2 separate regions of the Homo sapiens genome follow, and region 1 is linked to region 2. Evidence: chromatin loops called from intact Hi-C (ENCODE). Cell type or tissue: chondrocyte. All regions are shown on one strand. Links, peaks and the distances in the headings refer to the core of each region. The heading gives the core; the rest is flanking DNA.

Evidence for each region. Hi-C counts contacts between places; a loop is a spot of excess contacts. Peaks named below come from ENCODE experiments on the same cell type or tissue, not always from the same donor. Only the 100,000 strongest peaks of a DNase experiment are listed, where the experiment ranks them.
Region 1: it touches region 2 in a loop (4-fold over the local background); 9 of 110 quality-filtered maps call a loop at or near these places.

What each region holds. Positions count from the first base shown.
Region 1 is chr14:74,613,832-74,630,129 of GRCh38, forward strand. It overlaps LOC101928352 (a long non-coding RNA gene), which reads left to right. Exons shown (of 2, transcript XR_944029.4): 2 at 1-217. Among named protein-coding and RNA genes, the nearest start is that of LTBP2, 9.7 kb to the left of the region's middle. RefSeq lists enhancers at 3,698-4,897, 8,361-9,227. In chondrocyte, for the core only: a CTCF peak has its summit at 5,000; no DNase peak of the experiment used is centred there.
Region 2 is chr14:75,082,875-75,094,982 of GRCh38, forward strand. NEK9 (NIMA related kinase 9) reads right to left here. Exons shown (of 22, transcript NM_033116.6): 19 at 8,396-8,604; 20 at 5,606-5,767; 21 at 4,144-4,356; 22 at 1-1,812. The coding sequence ends at 1,690. Among named protein-coding and RNA genes, the nearest start is that of ZC2HC1C, 19 kb to the left of the region's middle. In chondrocyte, for the core only: CTCF peaks have their summits at 1,855, 5,875 (motif pointing left) and 6,106; no DNase peak of the experiment used is centred there.

The DNA.
Region 1 (16,298 bases), core at 1,644-9,643, 470 kb before region 2:
CTGCTCCTTGAACAAGCCAAGTGAATGCCCCCTTCCCTCTACTGGAAGGTTCCTCTCCAGGATGTTAGAGGGTAGTTCCTCATCACTGCTCCTCTCAGATTAAATATCAGCTCCTGGAGTAGCCATCCCTGACCTCCAATCTAGAGCAGCCCTCCCTCACCCCAGTCATGACTCTAACACACCACCCTGTTTCATCTTCATAAAACAGTTGACATCATCTTGTTATTGATTTGTTTGCTCGTGTAACTGAATTTTTTAATGGGCTGAACCTAAAGAGGGACTATCCAGAAACTGCTCCACTACTACCTTCAACCATATTATGGTAAATTTCCCTTTCCCACCCTTAATGACATCTCAGGCAGAGTCCTTGGCTTGAGAGGTCATCCCTACCAGACACGAGAACTATTCTATTAATATAATTAAGACCCATTTTCAGACACAAAAAGTCTGCTCCTGTCCAGATCAAAATCTCATCCAAGTTAATCAATATCACATCCCATTTAATAGTCCTCCTCTCCCCTGTCCCTTTGCTAGAGATCCTGCAGTGGTGAGAGTGGGGTGTGGTCTGTTTTCCTGACCTCCCTTTTCTGCTGTGGCTCCTCTTTGTCAAGGCTGGGAGAGAGGTGTTAGAGGAAAAGTAGCAAAGTCTTATGTGACAGGTACCCTTGGTTGGCAGGTGCCAAGCGCTGGCTTTTTCATGGGCACATATGTGGGTTTTTGGGAGGTTCTCTACAGGACCTCCACCCTGAGTTGCCATAGCAAATTACTCTCTGGCCAACCTCTCGGAGACCCCTGCATCCTCTGTCTCTCATAGGACTGTCCCACCTATGCCAGGCAAAACAATGGTGGGTTGGCCGCTCCTCACCCTGCCCACTTCTCACCTTGCCACACAGGCCACTCCAGCGAGGCTCCACGATCAGAATTCTCCAGACAGGAAGTGCACACAAGTCTCTTCATTTATGTACGTCCTCAATTCCTAAAGACATATGTTGGGTTCTCCCATGAACTGTCTTGCTGTAGTTTAATGCACCGAGGTGCCTGTAACATCCAGCAACATAGTCAGCATCAGTGGGGGGACAGTTATAGGGACAGAGCCTCCTCTTCTTGCAGATGACTGGTTCTCTCTGGGAGCTCCCTTCATTTGGTTTGAGTTGGGGAGTTCCCTCAGGGGAAATCTCAGCCCTGCCCACAAATGCAGCAGTGTTATGCTTCAGTGACTTTCTTCAATCCCTTTCATTTGTAGACTGGAATTGAGGGATGTAGTTTGATTGCTGTTGAACCTGTTCTGCCTTTAGTAAGGTGTCTAGTACTTCTCTTCAGAATGCAAGAATATTTAGCCCTCATTGTTCTATCTTTGTGGCTTCAGCAGATATTCCAAGAGCAGAGGAAAAGTCCTATTCAACAACCTATAAAATCATTTCTTGTCTGACTTCCCAAACCACAATGACAGCTCTAAAGCAACAGATATCTTGTCTGCGTTGCTCACCACTGTTTCTGCAGAACCTAGAACAGCCAAGAAGTATGTGTGAAATGGATAGCTAACTGAATGAAGGACACAGTAATCCCATCAAGTGGGGAGGGCTGGTATCATTAGACCCATTTTAAGAGAGAGGAACTGAGTTCTGGGTGGCAGCTCCTGATCCAGGTTCATGTGCTTGCTGCCTTTGGGGCTGGCTCTAAAGATCTCCTTGAACCCTACCCCTTGCATTTGACCATGAATGCCCCTTAGTTCCCAGAATGCTGCGTTCTGTTCCTGGGATGCTGCTCCTTCACAGCTGTGGAAGCCCCAGGTCCACACTTACCTCTCCTTGCCCAGATATCCACCCACCTCTGTAGTTCTGGGCTCCCTTCCTCTCCCCGGAACCTACCCACTTCCTTCAGAAGCTCCCCTCTAGATCCCTCAAGACCCACCTCAGATCCCCGTGGGCCTCCAAAAGCCAGAAACCTTGGCATCATCTTCGTCCCTGAGCTATTTTTTCCTCCTGTGTGTCCAAGTCATTATTACTGCTCCGTCTCCTCCGTCTGCATTTCTGGAAGTCTGCCGCCCATTCATCCCTCACCCTTCGCCTCCGCCAAAACCCTCACGCAGACCAACTTTCCCTCACCATCGGGCGCCCCTTCCACTCCTCAGTGAGTACAAGTGGTCCTTGGACGTTCCCACCCTGTTCGCCTGGGGACCATAACCCAGTTCATCTACTCCAAAGACTGGCATCTTCTACCCCATCCCGGCGCCACACTCTGTCCTGCCACCTACTTACTGCCCATATCTCCCTTACCCTCTAACTGCTGGGACTGATTGCAGCTCTTCAGAATCTCCAATCCCACAAACACTTGAGTTTTGCTTTTTTTTTTTAACCTGCCAAAATCGATAGAGCCTACTTTAGTCCAAACGCCATACTAAGCATGTTACATCAATTGGCTGATTTAACCAACCAAAGGAGGCATTATGATTTCCACGCATACAAAGGAGGAAACTGAGGTTGGCAATGGCTACTGGCTTGCCCAAGATGGCACAGCTGATAAATAGCAGAGGCAGGATTCAAACCTGGATCATTTTCCACCTGAGCCCAAGCTTTTAAGGTTACACCGCCTTGCCTCCACCCCGGGCTTGTAAGCCTGGAGCCCTCTTCACAATTGAATCATGACCTTTCCAACCACCCCACCACTATCACCACCAAAGGAGCTCTAGGGCATATCCCCAAATGCCCTCTTCCCTGCCTGCCAGCCCACTGTTCATGTACCTGGAGCTCATGTACCTGGAGATGTGGAGTTATCAGAACTTTCTGCCACCCTTAATCCTCTTGGCCCAGTGAAAGAAGGGAAGCTGTTTCAGCATGGCCGCTGACTCACCGTGTGTCACTTCCCCACCCCCTGATTAAAGCCTTCTCCCTCATTAGATCGCTGCTAAGCCTACTCACCCATCTCTTGGGTCTGGAGAGGAAAATCATCTCTGGAAAACCCGGCAGAGAGAGTCTAAAGGGTTGATAAAGAGATTCCAGCAGGGAAAGGTTTGCCCAGACACATGCCCCATGCAAGGGACAGCAGTCTCCTGGACTCCCAGGGCAAACTCACTGCTTTTCCATGTCTCACTGGAATAATGTTGGCAGCCAGAGGTCTACCAGAACCTGAGCTAATTTGGTAAATAAGGACCAAAAACAAGGGCCACATTTCGGCCCCCTTTGCTGAGACCCAGACTCCTGAAAGAATTCCAGGGATTTTTCTTGCTTGGAAGTAACTGGACCTCCAGCCCTGAATTCCTCTCCCCAGGAGAGCTTGTTCCCCTGCTCAGAACAAATAACACATTTCCTGGTTAATCAGAGGGCAGAATCGCTGAAGGAAAGTTTGACTGGGCCCCCAGCCTTCCAGACGGGAGCCGCTCATGGGCTTGGATGTTCTGCTCCAGACACTGGGCAGCTGGGACCCCAGCACTGCGCAGCCTCAGCCTCCAGTTTGGAAGGTGCAGGCCGTACAGAGAGGTGCCGACTCCCTCCTGTGTGAGGTTGTTAAGGCCCGCAAAGGCTGCCAGAACCATTCCACCTTAGGTGCCATGACCTGGCGTCCCCTCAAGAATTCACAACCACCCTGCCCTGGTCTGCCGGTGCCTGTCTCCTCCAAGTGGGTATGACATGCTGGCTGGTGGTGATAGCCATGGTATGGATGTTCCTGCAAAGGTAAGGTGAGCTGGCCTGTATTTCAGAGTGTGCTGGAAAGGGCCCTCCCACAAACATGTGGTGAACATTTACGTCTTCTGTGAGCGGAGCACAGTTCTGAGCTCATTTCCGTCTTCTGTGAATGCAGCACAGTTCTGAGCTTCATTTGGCTTCTACTTTCTTATCTGAAAGTTGAGATAATGATGTTCTTTTTGCCATTTTTCTCTTCAGGACAAACTAGCTAGCCAGCCCTGTTTACCCTGTCATGGGGCTAGGGGCAGGTGTCAATTACTACTCCTCCATTTACCAACTGATATTTCATTTATTGTTTGTTTGTTTGTTTGAGACAGGGTCTCACTCTGTCACCCAGGCTGGAGTGCAGTGGCACAATCTCGGCTCACTGCAGCATCCACCTCCTGGGTTCAAGCAATCCTCCAGCTTCAGCCCCCCAAGTAGCTGGGACTGTAGGTGCACGCCACCAAGCCTGGCTAATTTGTATTTTTTGTAGAGACGGGGTTTTGCCATTTTGCCCAGGCTGGTCTTGAACCCCTGGACTCAAGTGATCCTCCCGTCTCGGCCTCCTAAAGTGTTGGGATTATAGGTGTGAGCCACCACATCCAGCCTTGGTATTTCTTGAGCACTCAGAAGGTACCAGGCACTGTGCCAAGTCATCTTATAGTCACTTCCTTGTTTAATGAGAAGCGCTATTGATGAAGGAAGTGCTATTATTTCCCCACATAGCAGATGAGGAAATGAAGGCTCGGGGAAGTAAATGACTCATCCACAGTCACAAGCCAGTAGGTGGCTGCGCTGGGATTCACTCCTGGTTTGTCTGGTCCCAGATGCTAAACCAATGCCAGCTTCCAGGGGAAGGGAGACCACCGACAGCTGCATTTTTCTCAGAGCTGGAAGCATGCACAGCTGTTTGTGGTGTGGTGGGGGTGCTAATGGCTGCATGGGACTGTGGTCACAGGTCAGCCCCCACCAAGCATCCCCCATTCTCCTCAGGCCTGTTTACCAGCTAGGGGTCCGCTCTGAGTCAGGGCGGTGAATCTGATTCGCACCCACAGAGAAGAAGGAAGGAAGTCACAGCCACACTCACCCCACCTCCATCAAGTAGTCTGCAGTTGCTGAATAGAGCTCATCTCAACTCGTAGCTTTTCTCTTTGGGAAAGAGAAATGACATACATACAATGTCTATTTAGCTCTGTGTGGTAGAGGTGTTGCCATTCCCATTTCACAAGCCCAGAGGGGTAGTCGCTTGCTCAAGGCCACACAGCTGGGAGTTGAGCCAGGATTCAACTAAAAAGTCTGAACAACTCCAAAGTCCATGCTGTTTTCCCTGCAGCACACTGCACTCACACCAGGGTGTCCTGCAATGATGGGAAATGGGCAGCTCTTTCAAATCACTTAGTTCACTTCGCTTCCCTTCATTTCCAGTCTCTGGTGCATGGGTGGGCTGATCTGAAAGCTCCGTGCCATTCACTATAAGCTGAGATGTCATTTCCTATTTACCTGCATAAATTCCTTCAGTCCCTGGCTGGGGGTGGAGGGGTGGAGGAATCTTCTAAACCCCCGGGGGAGCCTGAAGCATAACTTCTCCTCAAGCACAGTCTCTGAAGACCTGAGCAGGACAACAGTGTGAGCAGCTGGAAGACCTCCTCCCTGTAATTCCTCCCAGTGAGACCAAGGGGACTTCATATGCTCTGCTGGAGGTGGAGAGAGTTACCCAGATGGGGAGAGCTCATGTACCTGGATTATTCTTTCAAAATCCCCAGGAAGAAAACCCTGTGGGCTGGGGGATTGTGCAGGCCTATCTAGGCTTCTAGAATGGCTGTGCAGGAATTTGAGGACAAAAAAGGACAAGAAGCAGCTTCCCTTGGCTGTCGCTGGCATCTTCCAGCCTGTGCCCACCTTGGCTTTGAGCTGGGTCATAGTAACACTCCTCACACCCTGAGGGATGAGGGATGCAGGGGCAGAGAGGAAGGTCTACAGTAGGGTCTTTCCTAAAACAAGCTCTCCCCAGGGAGGCCTGCAAGCCAGCTCCCTCTCACTCTCCATTGTCAAGACAAAGAGAGGAAGAGGATGCCTTCTGCCATCATCCCCTGAGTCCATTTTCCCTGGATCATCCATGGAGAGTGGGGGCTCAATGATGTTTGCCCTGGTGCCCCCAATACCCTCTCTAGGGCCCCAGTCCCTCAGGAACAGACCCAGACCTGGCAAATCCCCAGGAAAGGGCACAGACACCAGGCTGAGGGGGCAGGCGAGGTGCAGCAGATCCCAGTGGGCCCCGGCTAGTCCTAGTCTGAATGACTCATTCCTTGTTTCCGTCCACTGTGGTCTGAGTGCCTTGGCCCAGGGGCCCCCAAGAGGTTGTAACACAGGCTGGCCTCTCGCCCATCAGGGCTCAGCAGACAAAAATTAAAGATCTCACTCCTCAGGAACTCACACAGACAGCACAGGCATGCTCTGTACTCTGCCTCACCAGACCAGACCTCAGGCCAGAGGAGGCTGATGGCCAAGAGAGGAAGGAAAGTCGTCTCCAGCTGCTCCTCCTCCTCTTCACCCCCCATGACCTGCCATGAAGGCCTGGCCCTGCCCACTGTCTTCTTACTCCCCCTCTGGTCCTCCGCCTAACAGTGGTGGTGCCAGCGGCATCTCCTCAGCTCTGTTCCGTTCCTCCCCATTTCTGACTGAAGACAACAGCAAAGGTGAAACAGCCTGTGCCTCCCAGGAGGAACAGACTTATAGGGAACTAACCATACATTTTCTGGCAGCCCATTTCTGATTAAGTCACTCACCTGCTCAACAACCTTCAATGGATCCCCACTACTTCACAAATCAATCCCAAACTTCTTACTGGGTTTGACACACAAGCTTGTTTCATAACCCTCCCAGCCATGTATGCTGACACTCCGCACAGTCTCACCCTCTCAGAATCCCACCCAGTTTCCTCTCCCCCATCCCCTCACCCAAACACCTTGGCTGACATTATTTCCTTGATCTGGAATGTTCTTCACCACCCCTGCCTGTTTGTTTAAACTCCCATTTTAAAGGCCGCCTCTTCCATGAAGACTTCCTGGGCACCTCCCTCCATCTGGAAAGTTTGCTGCTTCCACCAAATCCCTGTAGCCCTCAACGTACTGCACTCTGCTCTGCATGACTAGTCCACAGCTATGGGTCCTGGAGTAGTAGGAAGAACAAGGGGCTTTGTGGTTCTAACCTCAGCACCATCATTTACCAGTTATGTGCCCTGGGCTAAGTGACTCATTGAGCCAGTTTCCTCACCAAGACAATAGAGATCCAATAGATACCTTTCTAAACAATGCCTAGAAAAAGCAACTGTACTTATCAGTGACATAACACTCCAGGCCACAGTGGATTGAACCAAAGATAAGCACCTGAGCCACAGGCAGCCCTTTCACTGGCCAGTCAGTGACCTAAGATTTCTGTGGGCTGACTTAAATACAGACATCATTGGTTGCTGAACAAATGAGATTCTCTCTGAAATTTCAACTAAGAAACTTTACTTTGAAAGCCAACCCCCTGGGATTAAAACAGACAAGTCCATGTTCCCTAGAGCTTACAGCCCAATGGAGCTCGTATAACCACACCGCAATAAAGCCAGAGAGGTGGAGTGACTTGCCCAGGGTCACACAGCTAGTCAGTTACACAGAGAAGGCTAGAGCTCAGGTCTCCCCACCAGGGCTTGGTCTAGGTTGGTTGGCTTCTACTACAGGATCAAAAGGATGGACCCTGAACTGATTGCCTACAGAAGGCTGAAGAGGCACCAGCCATACCCTATGTGAACCTATGCTAGGCACATGGGCGGCTTTGGTGCAAAGAATTCTTCCATTCCAAGCAGTCATTAAAACCAAAGTCAGATCATGTCTGGGAGCAGACTCCAGTTGGAATTCTGTGTCTGCCCTTAGTACATCTTTCTGATCACACCCCTTCCCCTCCCTGGGCCTCAGATTCCTCATCTACAAAAAGAAGATTTTTACAAATTCCCTGTCAACACTAAGATTTTGATTTGAGCAGCAGACAGATAAGGAGAGCATGTGGATCCAAGGAACTGCAGGGTCCACAGAATGTGCATGTGGAGGGGACTCCCCGAGATAGGCCATCCCATTTCTTCAATTTATGGCAGGGCAAACTGAGGCCCAAAGAGGGAGAGATGCTGGCCCAAGGTCATGTGACTGGTTATTGGCCAGCACTTGAACCAGGGCCTCCTGACTCCCAGGCCTTTCAACTCTTTCAGCTGCTGCAAGAAGCTGGGAGCTATCTGGCCGTCTGGGCCAGGGAAGCCAAGAGTCACTATGCATGTCAGGGCAGGGCCTCGGGGCTTGGGAACATCTCTGATGGTGAGTGTAAGTGGCAAAGCTGCTGGTGGAGAGGGGTGGCTCGAGGGTCCCGGAGGGCGTATTGGAGATGAGCTGTCAGCAGCTTCCCTCCTCTGGCTGACAAGAAGAAACAGGGAAGGGTCCATGATGGTTGAAGGGAAACAGTCCCCATTTCTGATAAAGCCACTGCTCCATGGAGTGCCCCCCGCAACTCACACACACACTATCCACCCCTGCCTGGCTGCTGAGACCTCCCACCCGCAATCTCCGTCTCAGGTTGTGTATTGGTATCCTCAGGCACACTATTTTGTGAAGCCTGGAATTCCTTTCACTGCCTGAGATGCTTCCAAGCACCCATTTCTAAAATTCAGCCTGTTTGGCTGGGATCATGATGCCCTCCCATTCCACAGACATTTTTTGAGCACCTAATATGTGTCAGGCACTGTGCTAGGCACGGGGACAACTTCACTCCCTTTGTGATGTTAAGTGCTTCCATAGGGGAATTGACACAGCCTTTTGGACTTACTGAAAAACTGCTAATTGTGCGAGGAGGGGCTTGGTTGGAGAACATTTCTCAGAAAGTCATGACTCTGACTTAAATCTTTTTTGAGACAGGGTTTTGCTGTGTCATCCAGGCTGGAGTGCAGTGGCACAATCACAGTTCACTGCAGCCTCAAACCAAGGCTCAAGAGATCCTCCCACCTCAGCCTCCCAAGCAGCTGGGACTACTGGCATGCACCAGCACACTCGGCTAATTTTTGTATTTTTCGTAGAGACAGGGTTTCACCATGTTCCCTGGGCTGGTTCCAAACTCCCGAGCTCAAGTAATCCATCCTCCTCGGCCTCCCAAAATGCTAGGATTACAGGTGTGAGCCACCACGCCTGGTTTCTGACTTAAATGTTTTTTGTTTTTTTTTTTTACTGGAGACAGGGTCTTACTTTCACCCAGGCTGGAGTGCAGTGGTGCAATCTCAGCTCACTGCAACCTCTGCCTCCTGGGCTCAAGTGATCCTCCCACCTCAACCTCCCAAGTAGCTGGAACCACAGGCACACACCACCATGCCTGGCTACTTTTTGTCTTTTTTATAGAGACGGGGTTTCACCATGTTACCCAGGCTTGTCTCGAACTCCTGAGCTCAAGTGATCCACCCGCCTCGGCCTCCCAAAGTGCTGGGAATATAAATGTGAGTCACTGTGCCCAGCCTCTGACTTAAATCTTAAAGTCTAAGAAGCAGTTTAGCATATGGGGAAGGGTGGGGCATGCCAAGGCAAAGGCAGTGAACGTGCAAATCCTGAGTGACTGGAAGGATTGCAAGAAGCTTGTATGGCTGAAGTTTCCATAGAAAGAAGGTTATGGAAAGGGAGGAGGCTGGAGGGGAAGGCTGGGGCTAATGCATGTGGAGCTTAGCTCTAACGAGCTCCTTCGCTCAGAAAAAGGAATCTGGCCAGGCACGGTGGCTCACGCCTGTAATCCCAGGACTTTGGGAGGCCAAGGCGGGTGGATCACCTGAGGTCAGAAGTTTAAGACCAGCCTGGCCAACATGGCAAAACCCCGTCTCTACTAAAAATACAAAAAAATTAGCTGGGCATGGTGGCACGCACCTGTAATCCCAGCTACTCAGGAGGCTGAGGCAGGAGAATCACTAGAATCCGGGAGGCGGAGGTTGCAGTGAGCTGAGATCACACCATTGCACTCCAGCCTGGTAAAAACAAGAGCAAAACTCAGTCTCAAAAAAAAAAAAAAAAAAGAAAAGAAAAGGAAAAAAGAATCTTTTTCCCACATCCAAGCCACCAGCTGGCCCCAGAGTGGGCAGACAACTACCTGGAATTCTGAAACTGATGTCTTCTGGTTAACAGGGAGGTCACTTGGGTGAGGAGGAAGCAGCATGATCTTATTCTCATCAACCCTCACTAAAGCCACCCCAAAATAAACATCTAAACATAAAGTCGTACAGATGCCAGACAGGTATTTGCCATGCTTAAAACAATGCCCAGTCCTGCTTCCCAGCACTGCATCCCCCCATGGCTTCTCTTTTCTAGAAAGTGAGGAGCTGCCAGTGCAACAGCTCTGGCCTGGCCCCTGGGCTCCTGCCGCCATGACCCACTAGCCAGACTGTGTCTCTTCCTTGCCCCAGCTACCTCCACTTTTCTAAACCCTCTCTGAATTTCCTACTCCCTTTGGACCCCCCGGGTTCCTCTGGGGACTCAGCCTCAGTCAGGCTCTTGTCCCCAGTCACTCATTCTTGCTGGGCCTCAGGTTCTTCTCTGATCCCATAAGCTCAAGTTGAAGTTATATCATGCCGGGTGTCACAATATACATCTCCAAGCCCACCTGCTCTTCGGCCTCCCTCATAGCTTTGCTTCATAGATAGAGAAGCCTTATGTGCTTGACATCAAACAGATACCTGAGGAGTGCCTGGTGCATTTCAGCCATTATTTCTTGAGTATCCCTTTGTCAGGCATCAGAGTTGCCAAGAAGAATAAGGCTAAGGACGGTCCCTACCCTCAAGCAGCTGCCAGTATAGTAGGAAAGGCAGACAGTACATATCATGGTAAGTGCTGTGAGTGAGATAAGATCAGGGTACAATGTGAATACAAGGACAGGGTACCTAATCCAGCCTGGGAGCATAGGATGGTCAGGGAAGGTCCTAGAGAAGATGCTGTCTGAGCTGGGGCTGGAAGGCTGGGCATGTCTCAGCCAGGAGAAGGTGAAAAGGCTGAGGAAGAGAAGGCAAAGCTGTGATTACCAGAGCCAGGTTCACACAAACTAAACCACACCCCATTCAACCCCGTTTCTTTTTTTTTTTTTAAGACAGAGTCTCACTCTACTAGAGTGATGTGGCCCAATCTTGGTTCATTGCAACCTCTGCCTCCCAGGCTCAAGCGATCCTCCCACCTCAGCCTCCCAAGCAGCTGGGACTACAGGTGCGCGCCAGCACGCTCGGCTAATTTTTGTATTTTTTGTAGAGACAGGGTCTTGCCATGTTACCCAGGGCTGGTCTCAAACTCCAGGTCTCAAGCAGTCCTCCCGCCTTGGCCTCCCAAAGTGCTAGGATTACAAATGTGAGCCACAGAACCCAGCCCCAGTTCCTTTTTCAATAGGGTTCCTGACCAGAGAAATGTTGTCCTATTTTTAATGATATTCAAATGAAATGGAAATGATATTCAATGTGGATAGGCTGAGAAAATGTGGAGCTCATGGTAATGCAATTAGGCATATGTGTAGATGTTTAAACAACCATTCCCCACATTGATGAATGAATGGAGGTCATTGAGACCTATAAACATGCATGAGACAGGGATGTAACCTACACAAAACTTCTCACAATTTTGAGATCAGAAAAATAATTTTTAGGCCGGGCGCAGTGGCCCACGCCTGTAATCCCAGCACTTTGGGAGGCTGAGGCAGGTGGATCACCTGAGGTTGGGAGTTCCAGACCAGCCTGACCAGCATGGAGAAACCCTGTCTCTACTAAAAATACAAAAAAATTAGCCAGGTGTGGTAATGCTTGCCTGTAATCCCGGCTACTCGGGAGGCTGAGTCAGGAGAATTGCTTGAACCCGGGAGGTGGAGGTTGCGGTGAGCCGAGATCACACCATTGCACTCCAGCCTGGGCAAGAAGAGCAAAACTCCATCTCAAAAAAAAAAAGAAAAAGAAAAGAAAAATAATTTTTATCAAATTTTCACATGACATAGAACTAGAAGAATAAATGATAAAACTGGATGATAGAAGCAAAATATAAACTGATCTTATCTAGAAATTTAATAGAGATAAGTAAAAAAGTCTTACATCTTGGTCCAGATAAATTAATAATTAACTTAAGGATAAGAGATACTTGCTTTGGGCCGGGCGTGGTGGCTCAAGCCTGTAATCCCAGCACTTTGGGAGGCCGAGGTGGGTGGATCACATGAGGTCAGGAGTTCAGGACTCCCAGCTACTTGGGAGGCTGAGGCGGGAGAAATGCTTGAACCCGGGAGGCGGAGGTTGCAGTGAGCCAGGATCACGCCATTGTACTCCAGCCTGGGTGACAGAGAGAGACTCCATCTCAAAAAAGAGAAAAAAAAAGAGATACTTGTTTTGATACCAGCTCATGTGAAATGACCCAAATTTGGGGAGACAGTGGTGCAAACTATTCAGCAGTGAATAGGGAGAGCCTAGGTAGCTACTGGTTCAAAATAAACTAACAATACAACTTCCTTAAAGGTCTAGTGCCATCTTGGATAGAATCCAGGGCTCAGAAGCCAGGTGCGGTGGCTCATGTCTGTAATACCAGCACTTTGGGAGGCCGAGCGGGGAGGATCACTTGAGGCCCGGAGTTCAAGACCAGCCTGGGCAACATAGCAAGACTCTGTCTCTACAAAATGGTCTGGTAAGAACCTATCTCTACAAAAAAAATTAAAAATTAGCTGGGTGTGGTGCACACCTGTAGTCTCAGCTATTCAGGAGGCTGAGGCAAGAGTATCATTTGAGCCCAGGAGTTCAAATCCAGCCTAAGTAACACAGAGAGACTCTGTCACAGAGAGAGACAAAAAGTATATTTAAGGGCGAGGGTTAACAGTAAATGGGCATCACATCTTATTGGGATGATAAAATGTTCCAATATTGATTTACAGTGATGGTTGTAAAACTTGGTAAGTTTACTAAAAATTGAATTATGCACTTGAAAATGGTAGATTATATGATATACAATATATGCCTCTATAATTTTTTTTATAAGAGTTAAGAGTTTCAGGCCAGGCGTGGTGGCTCACGCCTGTAATCCCAGCGCTTTGGGAGGCCAAGGCAGGCGGATCACCTGAGGTCAGGAGAACAGCCTGACCAACATGGAGAAACCCCATCTCTACTAAAAATACAAAATTAGCTGGGCGTGGTGGTACATGCCTGTAATCCCAGCTACTTGGGAGGCTGAGGCAGGAAAATTGCTTGGACCTGGGAGGTGGAGGTTGCGGTGAGCCAAGATAGAGCTATTGCACTCCAGCCTGGGCAACAAAAGCAAAACTCTGTCTCAAAAAAAAAAAAAAAAGAATTTCGGGCAGGCGAGGAGGTGGCTTACGCCTGTAATCTCAGCACTTTGGGAGGCCAAGGCAGGCGGATCACCTGAAGTCAGGAGTTCCAGACCAGCCTGGCCACCATGGCACAACCCTGTCTCTACTAAAAAAAAAAAAAAAAATACAAAAATTAGCAGGGTGTGGTGGTGCATGCCTGTAATCCCAGCTACCTGGGAGGCTGAGGCAGGAGAATGGCTTGAACTTGGGAGGCAGAGGTTGCAGTGAGCTGAGATCGTGTCATTGCACTCCAGCCCGAGTGACAAGAGTGAAACTATGTCTCAAAAAAAAAAAAAAGAGAGAGGAGTTTCGTACTTCAAGGTTGGGGAAAGGAGAATATCCTGCAAAGGAGATAATGAAGAAAAGTCCGAAGTGGAAAGGGGAAGTGCCATAGAACCCGATGAAAGAGACATTTTAAAGAAGGAAACTGTGGCCAACTCTAGGCAAAGCCACCGAGGTGTCACATAAAATGGAAACTTAATAGTTTCCATTAACCAGGCACGATGGCTCACCCCTACAATCCCAGCACTTTGGGAGGTGGAGGCAGGCTGATGCTTGACCCCAGGAGTTCGAGACCAGCCTGGGCAACATGGCAAAACCCTGTCTCTTCTAAAAATACAAAAATTAGCCAGGCATGGTGGTGTACACCTGTAATCCCAGCTACTTGGAAGGCTGAGGCACAAGAATCAGTTGAACCTGGGAAGCGGAGGTTGCAGTGAACTGAGATCGCGCCACTGTACTCCAGCCTGGGCAACAGAGCAAGAATCTATCTCAAAAAAAAAAAAAAATAGTACTTTATTTATCACAGTGGAGTTCACAATAGAGTTTCAGATTCAGGACTAGGAACAGCAAAAACATGGAAATACAGATTTCCGCTCTAGTAAATGCAGCACGTGGAGCTCTCCAACGGCAGGACAGATCCCACTGCTGAGTAATGAATGAGCTCTCTGACACCGGTAGTATTCAAAGAGAGCCTGGATGAGGCATTGTAGAAGGGATTTCTACATGGAAGGAAGATCTTTAAGGAGTACGAGTCTGTGAAAGGCCCAGGGTTTTCCTAAGATTTCATGACTTCTCTTTGCTGAAGACCTCTTCTCCACCCCTGGCCTTGGGCTCCTCATCTCAAGCATTGAGAGCTTGACCTGTGGGAAGGCAGAATGGCCCAGCCTCCTGAAGCCCCAGGGACCTCACTGCTGTTGGGTAGGGGTCCTTCAACCTCTGATGGCTCCCTTGAGTAATGAGCTAGCCCAGGGGTGGGTGATCACACAACAGCAGGTTTTCCCAAAGTCAGTGGAGAGAACTGAGTAATCCTGGGAGACCAGGAGAAAGAGACTGAAGGGCAAGGGAGATGGCATGGGAGGACTGGTCCTCCTTTTTAAATATGTGGGGCCAGCTGTCTTTGTGTCTCTGCCTCACCCTCACACAACATTTCCCCAGGGATAAGATGTGGGAAGGAGAGGCTACAAGATGAAGTTCATGGTAACTGTGTGGAGGGTTCCTGAGATAGGAAGAGGAGGAGGATATAAAGCACCTAGCCAGGCATGGTGGTGCGCACCCGTAGTCCCAGCTACTTGGGAGGCTGAGGTGAAAGGACTGCTTGAGCCCAGGAGTTTCAGAACTGGTCAACATAGCAAGACCCTGTTTTTAAAAAATAAAAAACTTGGAAAGCTGTGTGGAGCTTCTGCACTGCTTGAGCTGCTGATGGTCAGGTCTGTGTCAGCTGGCATTGTTCCAACATGAACTTTGAACCCATAGCAAAGGGGAAGGAATCCTTGACAACTCCCAGAGTGGGCCTGACAAGCTACGGTGCTGCCTGGTCACCAAAAAGGACACACAAGAGGCAATCCATTCTCCCAGCCAACATTTCCTGGGCATCTTCTATGTGCCAGGCCCCCTCACAGAGCTTGCAGTCGTTCATTCTGCTCATTCATTAATACGAGGAAACTGCCCCAAAACTGCAAGGAAAATGCCAACCAGGCTAGGTAACAGAGCTGAAGGAAAAAGAGCCAAGTGCATGCTTTGAGCCTGCCTCATGAAGTCAAGTCAAACATCTTTCTTTCTTGTCTCTGTACAAGAACTCCAGCTGGGGAGGAAGGAGGAGGTGACAGCAACAGTACATGCTTCCCATTGTACAGATGGCAATCTTGATCTCCGAACTGCTGCATGCCCAGCCACAGGGGGCATCCCATGTGACAAGGAATTAGAACTACACTGCTTCCTAATACTATATTTCGTGGCAGGAGGAGTTGGAACCAAGGGACCTCAGGTTACTCTCCCAGGATGTGGGAGGGGAAAGGTAAAGGTAGTGTGAAGTGGGCCTCAGCAGAACCTCAGAGCCAAAAGGAACTCCGGGGACCATCTGACCTGCAGCCCCTCCACCCCCAGCCCCCATTCCACAAACAACCATCCCATAGCCCATATTGCTCCCCTGGGTTCCAGGAGACAGTGTCCCAGGTTTTGCCTTCTCTGGTCTTTTCTTCCACATGCCCTGAATCTAAGGAAACACTGGGGCCCATCAGGCTCACAGATGACTGTGTTCCCACTTCCACACCAAATGGTACCAGCAGCACATGTCAGCTGGGAGCAGTGGCTTTCAAACCTTTTAACCACAACTCATACTAATTACTTTTTTTTTTGAGATGGAGTTTCGCTCTTGTTGCCCAGGCTAGAGTGCAATGGCACCATCTCGGCTCACTGCAACTTCTGCCTCCCAGGTTCAAGCAATTCTCCTGCCTCAGCCTCCCTAGTAGCTGGGATTACAGGCACCCATGACCATGCCCAGCTAATTTTTGTATTTTTAGTAGAGACGGGTTTTCACCATGTTGGCCAGGCTGGTCTTGAACTTCTGACCTCAGGTGATCCACCTGCCTCGGCCTCCCAAAGTGCTGGGATTACAGACGTGAGCCACCACGCCTGGCCCTGTTTTGTTTTTAATGCTGGTTGTGACTCACTATGGTGATTTCACAACCCACATGTGCATTTCAATGCCCACCTGGGCTAGAGGTACAGGCTCAGCTGCCGGAGTCCTTAACAGAGGTGGGGATAACTAAGGGCAAACCAAGAGGGTAAGGCATGAAGGAGCAGCAGGATGGGCAGTTTATATGTCCCCAGAAGAAAGGCCTTGGAACCCCTCAGCCTGAAGAAAAAGGAGGCCAAGGGCAGGCTCTGTCAGATCTTCACCTATACCAAGGCGTTTTCTTCATTTGCTTGTTTGTCCCATATAGAAGACAGTGAGCGGTATTCTTCACACTGAGCACA
Region 2 (12,108 bases), core at 1,421-9,420:
TTTAATCAAAGTTTGGCTGCTTCCCTTATTTCAAGAAAAGGTTTCAGTGATTACATTAGTACTAATGTACTAGGCTTCCCAGAACTGAGAAAACAATGGGAACATCAAACCAAAGAAGATCCCATTGAACAGAGTTGCCTGTCCCGAGCAATGGGGTTCTCCCCAAGCATCAGCCTTTATGCCACCAGTTTTGGAGAAATGGCAAAATTTCCATTGCACAAGACCTCCCACAATGTTGATAAGATTATCAAACATTTTGGTCTGGGGAAGATGAAACAAAATTAATTTAGCTGTTTATAGGAAGGTGGGATGTGAGACTCATCAAAGGTAGGATGTGTGACACAAAATACCACAGGAACATTTTACAAGGCTAGGTGGAAATACAAAGCTCACATCCTTAAGGAAACCATCAAATACTTGCCTAGAACTTTCTATATGAAGTTTTGTTCTTCTATGACACTATTTCTCTTTGGTAAAGCTAGCTTGTTTCTATCTACAAAGACACAGTGAGTACAGGATTAGAAGTGAGCTCTCAGCCAAATTCCTTTTGCAAGTTCTACCTGTTCTGTTAGGCTTCAGGGACTCCCAGGGTTTGGTGCTGGCTTTGGGCCACTCAGGTAGGAAAAATGATACAGATTCATTCGTTACCACATGGCTTCATAAAACACCAAAAGGGGAAAAATACTGACTAGACATTCAGAAAGAAAGTGGTTGGGGCTGCTGATATCAAGATCAGAACCCTAAGAGCCATGAAGGCAGAGGCTCAAAGAAGTCTTTTCATGGGCAGAAGACTGAGAGCCCTCTAAGCCCTCTCTAAGATACCAAGTAGAGGCAGCTAAAGGAGGACCTCTTCTCCTTCATGATTTTCTCTTAAGGCTATTCTGACTGCCCCATGGACTCAATTCTCTGAGACACCTCATCCCTCAGAGACACCTCATCCCCTCATCCACAGTTAGGAAATCCCACCCTGCATTGGTCACAGCCTGAAACACCAGCTGTGTGATGAGGAGGGTCCTGCCCTTTCTCTATTCCTCACTGAAGAAATTTCAATCAACCCTCAGAGGAAAAGCAACCTAAGCCTACCTTTCCTCCTAAAGCATTTAGCTGCACAGAGTAACTGAACTTTTTCGAAACAAGCCCTAGATTGACTCCATCAGACATATTTTCCTGGACTCAGGGCTCCCAAGAGGGCCAGACTACTTCACCACTCTGCAGAGGACACTGGGCGGGCCACACCTGATTCCAGCCCACTCCAACTTTACACTTCTCCCTCTCCCACCCAGAGGGGTAATGCCTGGTACTGAATTCCCAAGGCAGCTTCCAATCAATGGTGAAAATGATACATGGGATATAAGCTGCTACCAGCGCAATTAAGGTGAGCACTGTGTCTCCTCTTCAAAGGTGGGATCAACAGATGAGGTACAGAGCTGCTGTTGCTATGGCAGTCACTGATGACAAAGCCAGGGCCATGGGGGCCCTTCCATTCTCCAAAACAATAAAATCACTCCTAGATCCTATCTAAAAGGCAATGCCACTCTCCAAATGTACAAGGAAAGTGCTTCAGAGCCTCTGCCTTGCGCTCCTTTTCTGCAAGTGAACAAAGCCAGGAAAGCTGCTCTCTGCATTCGGTAAGTGTGCTGTGAAGTTCTTTGGGTCCCAGTCTCCTGGGGGCTCTACAGGCTCAGGAGACTAGAGGCTGGGTCTACAGGAGTCTGTTCCCAGGAGGCACCAGGAATCTGAATCTAAGTCAGGCTTTGGATCCATTTCCATCTCTTCCTTTGCTGTCTGAGTTCCTTTGGAATGCATCCCCACCTGTCCGGATAAAACACGGTTCCACATTAGCAACAGTGCCACCTAGTCACAGAAGTAGTTCAGTACTATATTTTCAATGCCAACTTCTAAGGCATTGGCTAAGGCGTGGCTAAGGATTTGTAGCCACGATCTTGTGAGACGCTCATGGCACTATTTTAGATACAGTCCATACCTTTATATTTACTGCAGGTAGGGTGACCAACTATCCAGGTTTGTCCAGGACTGCGGGGTTTCCTGGGATGCAGAACTCTTAGTTTTAAAATGGAAAAAGTCCTGGGCAAAACAATCTTCTCCCTGCTATAGCTGCCAATCTTACCTTGTGTGTGTGTGTGTTTTTGAGACAGGGTCTTGCTCTGTTGCTTACGCCGAAGTGCAGTGGTGTGATCACGGATCACTGCAGCCTTGACCTCCCCAGATTCAGGTGATCTTCCCACCTCAGCCTCCTGAATAACTGGGACTATAGGCGTGTGCCATCATGCCCAGTTAGTTTTTATTTTTGGTAGAGATGGGGTTTCACCAGGTTGCCCAGGCTGGTCTTGAACTCCTGGGCTCAAGCAATCTCCCAAAGTGCTGGGATTACAGGTGTGAGCCACCGTGCTCAGCCTGTATATTATTTTCTAAAGTAATTTCATAAACATTAGTTCATTTAATCCTCCAAAGAACCATACAAGGTGTCTATTATTTTCTTTCAGGTGAGAAACCAGGGCTCAGAGAAAACAAAGTAGCCCAAACACCTACAGCTGGCAAATGGCAAAGCCAAGGGCCTAACCCTATTTCTCTGCTTCTACTTCCCTCTATATAAAACAATAGCATGGCTCTCGAAAAATAATGCAAGCAGCATCACCTTTGAAGTATTTTCACTAAAAATGTTTAATGTGAATCTAATCAAGCCTTAGGTTAAACTTCCAGTTTTCAGAAAAGACAGGGTGACAGAAAAACAAGTTAGACAACACCCTGAGAAAACAAGACAAATCTAGAATGTGGGACATTCTGTTGAACAACTGCCCTGGTTTCTTCAACAAGTCAATGTCATAAAAGTATTTTTTTAAAAGGTGAAGCAGAGCATGGTGGAACATGCCTGTAGTTCCAGCTACTTGGGGGGCTGAGGTCAGAGAATCACTTGAGCTTAGGAAGTCAAGGCTGCAGTGATCCATGTTTGTGCCACTGCACTCCAGCCTTGGTGACAATGCAAGACCCTGTCTCAAAATAAATACATAAATAAGGCCTGGCGCAGTGGCTCACACCTGTAATCCTAGCACTCTGGGAGGCCGAGGCAGGTGGATCACGAGGTCAGGAGTTTGACACCAGCCTGGCCAATATGGTGAAATCCCATCTCTACTAAAAATACAAAAATTGGCTGGGCATGGTGGTAAGCGTCTATAGTCCCAGCTACTCGGGAGGCTGAGGCAGAAGAATCACTTGAACCCGGGCGGTGGAGGTTGCAGTAAGCCGAGATCACGCCACTGCACTCCAGCCTGGGCAACAGAGTGAGACTGTCTCAAAAAATAAAAATAAAAATAAAAATAAAAATAAAAATAAAATAATTTAAAAAAGGTGATGGTGGTGGAGGGAGCTGTTTTAGATGAAAAGAAATGAGACATACATATAATGTGGGATTCTTGACTGGATTCTAGTCTGATAAAAAATGGTTATAAAGGACATTTTTGTGGGGGAAAACTGGGAAAATTGAGGTATCAGCTGGATACTAGATGAGAATTGACAATACTAGTATTAATTTTTTTAGGTGTGGTTATAGTATTGTGGTTGTTCAGGAGAATGTCTATTTTCAGAGGTATGTAATTAAGTATTGTAAAAGAAAAAACATACACTAAGAAAAAGCAATGCAAGTGATGAAAATGATTCAATCTAGGTGCCTGAACAAGGCCCAAGGCTTCTGGGATTATAATTACAAAAATGGTATCATTAAAAACTAAGGATCGGCCAGGCGTGGTGGCTCACACCTGTAATCCCAGCACTTTGGGAGGCTGAGGCGGGTGGATCATGAAGTCAAGTGATCGAGACCATCCTGGCCAACACGGTGAAACCCTGTCTCTACTAAAAATACCAAAATTAGCCGGGCATGGTGGTGCACACCTGTAGTCCCAGCTACTCGGGAGGCTGAGGCAGGAGAATTGCTTGAATCCGGGAGGCGGAGGTTGCAGTAAGCCAAGATAGCACCACTGCACTCTGGCCTGGCAACAGAGCGAGACTCCGTCTCAAAAAAAAAGTAAGGACCTGCAAAGGAACAAGTCTATTTCAGTACTTTGTGTTTTGTTTCTGTGATTCTTCAAAACAGGCTTAGAAATTGGATTATTCTTTTAATGCTCTCACCTGCTGCCCTCCTTCTAATTTCTTGTTCAACTTCTGCAGTTGGGTAAAAATCTGGAGGTTTTCTTGCTGTAGCTTCTGTTGTTCAGCCAGACACTTTAACACCAGACCCTGCAATCTCTCAACCTCCACCTGCAGAGAGCTGCACGCACACGCAGGAGGAGTCAGTGGTGTTCCCTTCCCAGCACAGGTTACTGCAGGATTCAGCCGAGGTGACTAGAGAGACAAGAAGGAGATTGCAGGAGGTTCTGCCCAGGTGTCATAGCTCCTCAATCCAAACTTCCTCTAAGTGCAATCGGATTTTACTTTTAAATTAACAAGATAAATCATATATACACATGAATATATGTACGAGAAACAGAAATGCTAGGATTATAACAGCGATGGGCACTGACATAACATGGAAAGTGAACTCTCTGCCTCAGTCCCCATTAGGCCAAGGTGGGAGACCAATCATCTATTTTGGAGGACTTTGTGAAAAATTTTAAAGCACCTTGGTATCTTCTCATTTAAAATGCTGAAGTAGGGAAAAGCATGATTTGGTTTGGAACAAGTCTTTCAGATCACAGACCCAAAGGGTCAATATTCATGATATGCAGTGAATCACACTTTAGAAAAGATCTGAGAGGTGGTCAGTAAACAGGACCACCAACACAATTTAAGAAGGTGAACTGACAGAGAAATTAAAACATTCACCTTGAAGTTTCAAAGGTATTATTACCTCTTCTGGGAAGCTTTCTGATGATCCTAGTCTGGATTTTTCTCTTTTCTACTGTACTTTTTTTATAGGAGGGTTCAACAAATAGCCCATAGGCCAATTCTGGCCCACTGCCTGTTTTTGTAAATACAATTTTATTGGAACACAAGGATGCCCATTCATTATGTATTACTTGAAGCTGCTTTTTGTGCTACAATGTCAGAGTTGAGTAGTTGCAAAAGAGGCTGTACACATTTCTGTCTAAAATGGTCTAAAATAATTACTATGTGGCCTTTAATAGGAAAAGTCTAAAATAATTATGTAGCCTTTTATAGAAAAAGTTTCATGACCTTGGATTATAGTTTTACTGAGGTATTTACCACAATGTCATTTTTACCAAGGTTAGGTGTACATGTGTTGCTTCCTCACTAGACTACCAGTATTACTTCTTTCTTATATTTAGAGCCTCTAACCTACCCTGCCAGTGTCATGAAAAACTGAATTTGAATTTTGGTATTTCTGAGGCAGAGGGAAAAGACAATCCCTTTAGAAAGGTGTTAGCCTGTCAGAAATGTGGAAGGGTAAATACCTTTCTGAGGCAACTCAGTTTAGTCTTGGGTTGAGGCTTTAAGTACTGCTGAATAGACAGTATAATGAGTTGATGCAGGGCAGCTGAAACCCAAAAGCTAGAGCGAGGCCAGAAGAACCAGGCAGAGCTTGCAGTGACTGTTTACCTAGTTGTGATTCAAAGGCAAAAAGCTCAGTTACCGAGGCTTCTACTTGGGGTTTGTGTTCCAAAGGAGCTTCAGAGGCCACTTTGAGTCCTTGCAGCTCTTCATAGGGCAGGGTATCTTTCTCAGATTCTGAAAACGCTGCACTGAGAGGAGATGGGCTGTCAGGCATGGGGATAAATTCTGCATTTTCCAGCTCCTATGTATATGAGAAAGAATCTCATTAGTCTGTTTGCAGTATTTGCTTCCTCCCAAATTCCCTTCTTTTTGCTATAGTTTTCCCTCTCTCATGACTTCAGCACCCTCTAGTGGGCAAGACAGTTGTGGTTAACAACATATCACAGCCTACCTGTGAAAAAACTGCCACCCCTTCATCAGAGAAACAGTGATGCAAAGGCAAACTCAAAGAACACAGGCTGGAGTTTCTGGTGTGTCACTCCAACACGCTTATTCTACACAGGCTATTCAGTGAGCTGGGGCGCTCCAAGGAAGTGTCAGTGAGGCTGGCTGCAACACTGCTGAAAGCTGAGGCTAAAGGTGCAGACAGAACAGCATGCTGCTTCCTCTGTTCACGCTCCTCAAATCACTAGCAAGTTTAGTCTTATTAGACAGGGAGCTTTAAACCTACAGATTTTTTTTTTTGAAACAGGGTCTTGCTCTGTTGCCCAGGCTGGAGTGCAGTGGCACAACCATGACTCACTGTAGTCCTGACCTTTGGGACTCAAATAATCCTTCCACATCAGCCTCCTGAGTAGCTAGGACCACAGGCATGTGCCACCATGCCCGGCTAATTATTATTTTTTTGAGACAGAATCTCACTCTGTCACCAGGCTGAAGTGCAGTGGCACAATCTCGGCTCACTGCAACCTTCACCTCCCAGGTTCAAGTGGTCCTCCTACTTCAGCCTCCCAAGTAGCTGGGATTACAAGCGTGTACCACCACAACTGGCTAATTTTTTGTATTTTTAGTAGAGACAGAGTTTCACCATGTTGGCCAGGCTGGTTTCAAACTCCTGACCTCAAGTGATCTGCCCGCCTTGGCCTCCCAAAGTGCTGGGATTACAGGTGTGAGCCACCTCGCCCAGCCTTATTTATTTATCTATTTATTTTTTGAGATGGAGTCTCACTCTGTCGCCCAGGCTGGACTGCAGTGGTGCGATCTCGGCTCACTGCAACCTTCGCCTCCTGGGCTCAAGTGATTCTCCTGGCTCAGCCTCCCAGGTAGCTGGGATTACAGGTGCGTGCCACCATGCCCAGCTAATTTTTTTTTTTTTTTGAGACGGAGTCTCGCTCTGTCACCAGGCCAAAGTGCAGTGGCGCAATCTCGGCTCACTGCAACCTCCACCTCCTGGGTTCAAGCGATTCTCCTGCCTCAGCCTCCTGAGCAGCTGGGACTACAGGCGTGCGCCACAACGCCCGGCTAATTTTTGTATTTTTAATAGAGATGGGGTTTCACCATGTTGGCCAGGATGGTCTTGATCTCTTGACCTTGTGATCCGCCCGCCTCAGCCTCCCAAAGTGCTGGGATTACAGGCGTGAGCCACCTTGCCCGGCTAATTTTTGTATTTTTAGTAGAGATGGGGTTTCACCATGATTGGCCAGGCTGTTCTCAAACTCCTGACCTCAGGTGATCCTCCCGCCTTGGCCTCCCAAAGAGCTGGGATTACAGATGTGAGCCACCATGCCTGGCCCTGGCCTTATTTTTTTTTAAATTTTTATAGAGATGGGGTCTCCCTATGTTGTCTAGGCTGGTCTCAAACTCCTGGGCTCAAGCAATCCTCCTGCCTTGGCCTCCCAAAGTGCTGGAATTACAGCTGGGAGCCATCATGCTCGGTCTTTTTTTTTTTTTTTTTGGTAAAAAATTTAAAATTTCACAAACCATAAATATTTACTGTAGAAAATGAGAAAATACAAATGGGCAAAGGAAACTAATAAAATTCACCAGCAATTCCATCACTTACAGACAACCACTTTAAAAACTGTCAATACATAGTCTTGTTGACATTCTTTTGTGTGTTACATATTTCCTAAAAGAATGAGATCATACAGATATATCATCCTCTTCTGCATAGCCATATGTTGTGAGTAACTTTCCATGAAAATAAATATACTTCAACATTCTTACTTTTTTTTTTTTTTGAACAGGGTTTTGCTTTGTCACCCAGGCTGGATTGCAGTGGTACAATCATGGCACAGCTCGGCTCACTTCAGCCTCGACTTCCCAGGTTCAAGTGATCATCCTGCCTCAGCCTCCTGAGTAGCTGGAACTATAGGTGCACACTACTACACCCGGCTAATTTTTTAAATTTTTGGTACAGACAAGGTCTTGCTGTGTTGCCCAAGCTGGTCTTGAGCTCCTAGGCTCAAGTGATCCTCCTGCCTCAGCCTCCCAAAGTGCTGGAATTATAGGCATGAGCCACTGTGCCCAATCCAACATTTTTACTTTCTGTATCTCAACTTTCATCAACCATTTTCCTATTGTAAGGCATTCCAACTGCTCCAATATTCCATTTCTATAAATGACAGTATAAAATCTGTAAGCTTAATCTTTATATACATGTACTACAAAAACTGCCATCAAGGTAGGTTATAGTAACTTATAATACATTCACTTAAGTAACAAGGGTATGAGAACATTTTTTATCTTTTTGGAAAGAAAAAAGGATTAGTGATTAGGCAATTTCTTTCCAGGTAGAAATCAGAAGGCTGGATTCAGGATGCACAACAGTTTACTAGGTACTTGGAAAACTGAGAGACCCTGACAGCTCTTTCTAGTTCCTGCAAAGGGCCACATATTTTATCCAAGTTACTTCTTCCAAAGGAATTACCTTTCGAAGCCAGCCAGGACAGGAGCTGCTGGCCCCATTACTGTTCCCCATGGCCTCTGTGGGACTGATTAAACCTTCCATTCCTCGGTCTGCTTCCATTGTTCCTCGGAAGCCTCCACTTGGGTCAGGAGTTTCAGATTCCTGCTGACTGTCCTCTTCTTCACCACCGCCGCCCCCGCCGCCTCCTCCCGGGCTAGAGCTCTGAAACACTGACAGATATACAGCACAGAAATAGACAGCTTTGCTATGCAGCAAGACAGATTTACCATTTGACAACCCTACTTACCCTGGAAAGGTGCCTATAAGCTGCATGAAGTGCAATGGCAACAGTGCAAGTCAAATGTTAGGGACTAAATTTTTGGTTTTCATACAAACTATGTTTTGTAATTTTGTATAGTTGTATTTGTATATCAGGATGCTCATAATGATAATTCACTTCCATTTACCAACTTTGTTTATCTTGTATCCATAGCAGGTTATCAATATTCTAAAAGCATTACCAAACAATCCCCCCAACCACAGCCCACCAAATCTAGCACCCATGCTTACTCTGCTTCTTTAAGAGATACATTCAGATTCCAGCATCCTCCATAGACACTTATCTTATATAAAAAGGTCTTTAATATTTGAGCCAAACTCCTCTTAAAGTTGCCAGATAAACTTACCATTAACTCCCTGTCCGGGGAAAATCTGAATGTTGAATTCTTCAACTTTTTTTTTTTTATTTGAGACCGAGTCTAGCTTCTGTTGCTCAGGCTGGAGTGCAGTGGCCCGATCTTGGCTCACTGCAACCTCTGCCTCCCAGGTTCAAGCAATTCTCCTGTCTCAGCCTCCCGAGTAGCTGGGATTACAGGCACACACCACCATGCCCAGCTAAGTTTTGTATTTTTAGTAGAGGCGGGGTTTCACTATGTTGGCCAGGCTGGTCTCGAACTCAGGTGATCCACCTACCTTGGCCTCCCAAAGTGCTGGGATTACAGGCGTGAGCCACTGCACCCAGCAATTTTTTTTTTTTGAGGCACAGTTTCATTCTGTCATCCAGGCTAGAGTGCAGTGGCACGATCTTGGCTCACTGCAACCTCCGCCTCCTGGCTTCAAGTGATTCTCGTGCCTCAGCCTCCTGAGTAGCTGGGATTACAGGTGCCCGCCACCATGCCTGGCTAATTTTTGTATTTTCAGTAAAGACAGGGTTTCACCATGTTGGCCAGGCTGGCCTTGAATTCCTGACCTCAAGTGATCCACCCGCCTCGGCCTCCCAAAGTGCTGGGATTACAGGCGTCAGCCACTGCGCCCGGCCAATTCTTCAAAATTTAATGTGAATATTACATTCTCTGACGACTATCTGTATCCATTTTTATAATATAATGGCTGATTCTTTCATATCATACAGCATATTCCAAGCAACCTTAATGAAGACTAGCTGATGTGTGGTCAGGAAATGAAACTGAATTTTAATATGGGCCAAATAAAAATATAATTAAGAAGATTAATCTGTCAAAGTTAAAGAAAAATTGCCTGGTATTTTCTTTTTTTTTTTCTCTTACTCCTCAGGGATCCTTGTTCTGATGCCTGGTATTTTCTGAGGCTAAATGTAAAGAAGGGTTAATTATCACCTGCTGTGCTGGCCTGGGGACTAACTGGGTCATGCTGAGATCCTACGGAAGCAGCAGAACTATAGTTACCAAAGTGAGTTCTGAAGCTTACTTTTTGTTTTAAATGGCTTTTTAAGATTATGCTGCATTTTAGATATACCTAAGACTATTTTAACATACGTGTAAATTTTCATGCCTAACAATAAACATAGGTCTATTTGCCACTAGAACTAGAATTGCACTATCCAATATGAGTTACTAGCCATATGTGCCCGCTTAAACTTAAAGAGAATTAAAAATTCAGTTCCTCAGTCACACAAGCCACTCTCTGGAGTGCTCAATAGCCACAGAAAGCTGGTAGCTACTATACTGAACAGCACCGATATGGAACATTTCCATTGTTGCAAAAAGATCTACTGGACACTGCTGAACTAGAGCATTACCTATATCACTGTATTTGCCGTGTGAATTCCTTCCTTCTCTGGCCTCCTACCCAGATGAAACCATTCTGTTTAATTTTATATTTATCATTTCTTCTTAAAAACTTTATCGCCTTTATGTATCCTTAAATAATACATTACTATTCATTTTACTTTTATTTATTTTTTTTGAGATGGAGTCTCACTCTTTCGCCAGGCTGGCTGTACAGTGGCGCAATCGTGGCTCACTGCAACCCCTGCCTCCCAGGTTCAAGTGATTCCCCTGCCTCAGCCTCCCAAGTAGCTGGGACTACAGGTGTGCACCACCATGCCTGGCTAATTTTTTTTTGTATTTTAGTAGAGACAGGGTTTCACCATGTTGGCCACGATACTCTCAATCTCCTGACCTTGTGATCTGCCTGCCTTGGCCTCCCAAAGTGCTGGTGTTACAGGCGTGAGCCACCACACCCAGCCTATTTTACTTGTTTCTAAACTTTATAAAAAGGCATGTAGTCTGCTGCAACTTGCTTTTTACATTTCACATTATGGAAATATTTGGAGATGTTCACTTTCACTCCAATGGATGGTTATAACGCATTTAATCAACAAATAGTTACTGAGCATTTACCATTTGCCAGGCACTGTTCTAGGGAAGTAGATAAAATTGATAAATAAAAAAGACAAAAATCCCTGCTCTTCCTCGAGTTTACATCTTCCCACCAATGGACATTTGCTTTTAATTTTATGTTTTTCCTTTAAATACTGTTCTAGTAAAACAAACTTGTAGTAGAACTGCTGTGCTTAGCGAAAGATCTTCAGTCAGTTTTGACAGATATTAATATACATAAACAGAGATGCCAAGCAATGGGCTACTTAACTATATATAATATGGTGTAATAAGTCAGTGTATATGTGTAAACTGAAGTTCAACAAGTCTAGATCATGTTTTCAGCTGTTTCTTTTTGGAGGTTTAATCTGTTTGATTGACCGATTGTTTATGTATTTATTCATTTATTCGAGATAGGGTCTTGCTATGTTGCCCAGGCCGGATTGCAGTGGCTATTCATAGGCATGATGATAGTGCACTGTAACCTTGAACTCCTGGCCTCAAGTAATCCTCCTGACTCAGCTTCCTGAGTACCTGGGACTAACGGCTGTGCCACTGTGCCCAGCTTTAATCTGCTTTTATTCTGGGTGTTTATGTGTTTTGATTCCAAACAATATCAGAATCTGGGCTGGGCATGGTGGCTCATGCCTGTAATCCCAGCACTTTGGGAGGCTGAGGTGGGCAGATCACTTGAGGCCAGGAGTTTGAGACCAGCCTGGCCAAACCTACTAAAAATACAAAAAATAGCTGAGTGTGGTGGTGCATGCCTGTAATCCCAGCTACTTGGGAGGCTGAGGAAGGTGAACCACTTGAACCTGGGAGGCAGAGGATGCAGTGAGCCGAGATTGCGCCATTGCACTCCAGCCTGGATGACAGAGCAAGACTGTGCCTCAAAAAAAATAAATAAATAAAATAAATCAGAATCCTGGTTCTGAGACATCAAAGACTACAGGGACTCTAGCAGGTAGAAAACCAAAAAGGAAAATAGATTCAATTTCCTAGCATGGTCCCCAATAATAGAGAACCATGAAGACAGCAGTCAAAGGAAATCTATCAGAGATCTTTGGGATGATTCTCCTAACCACACTGAAAGTT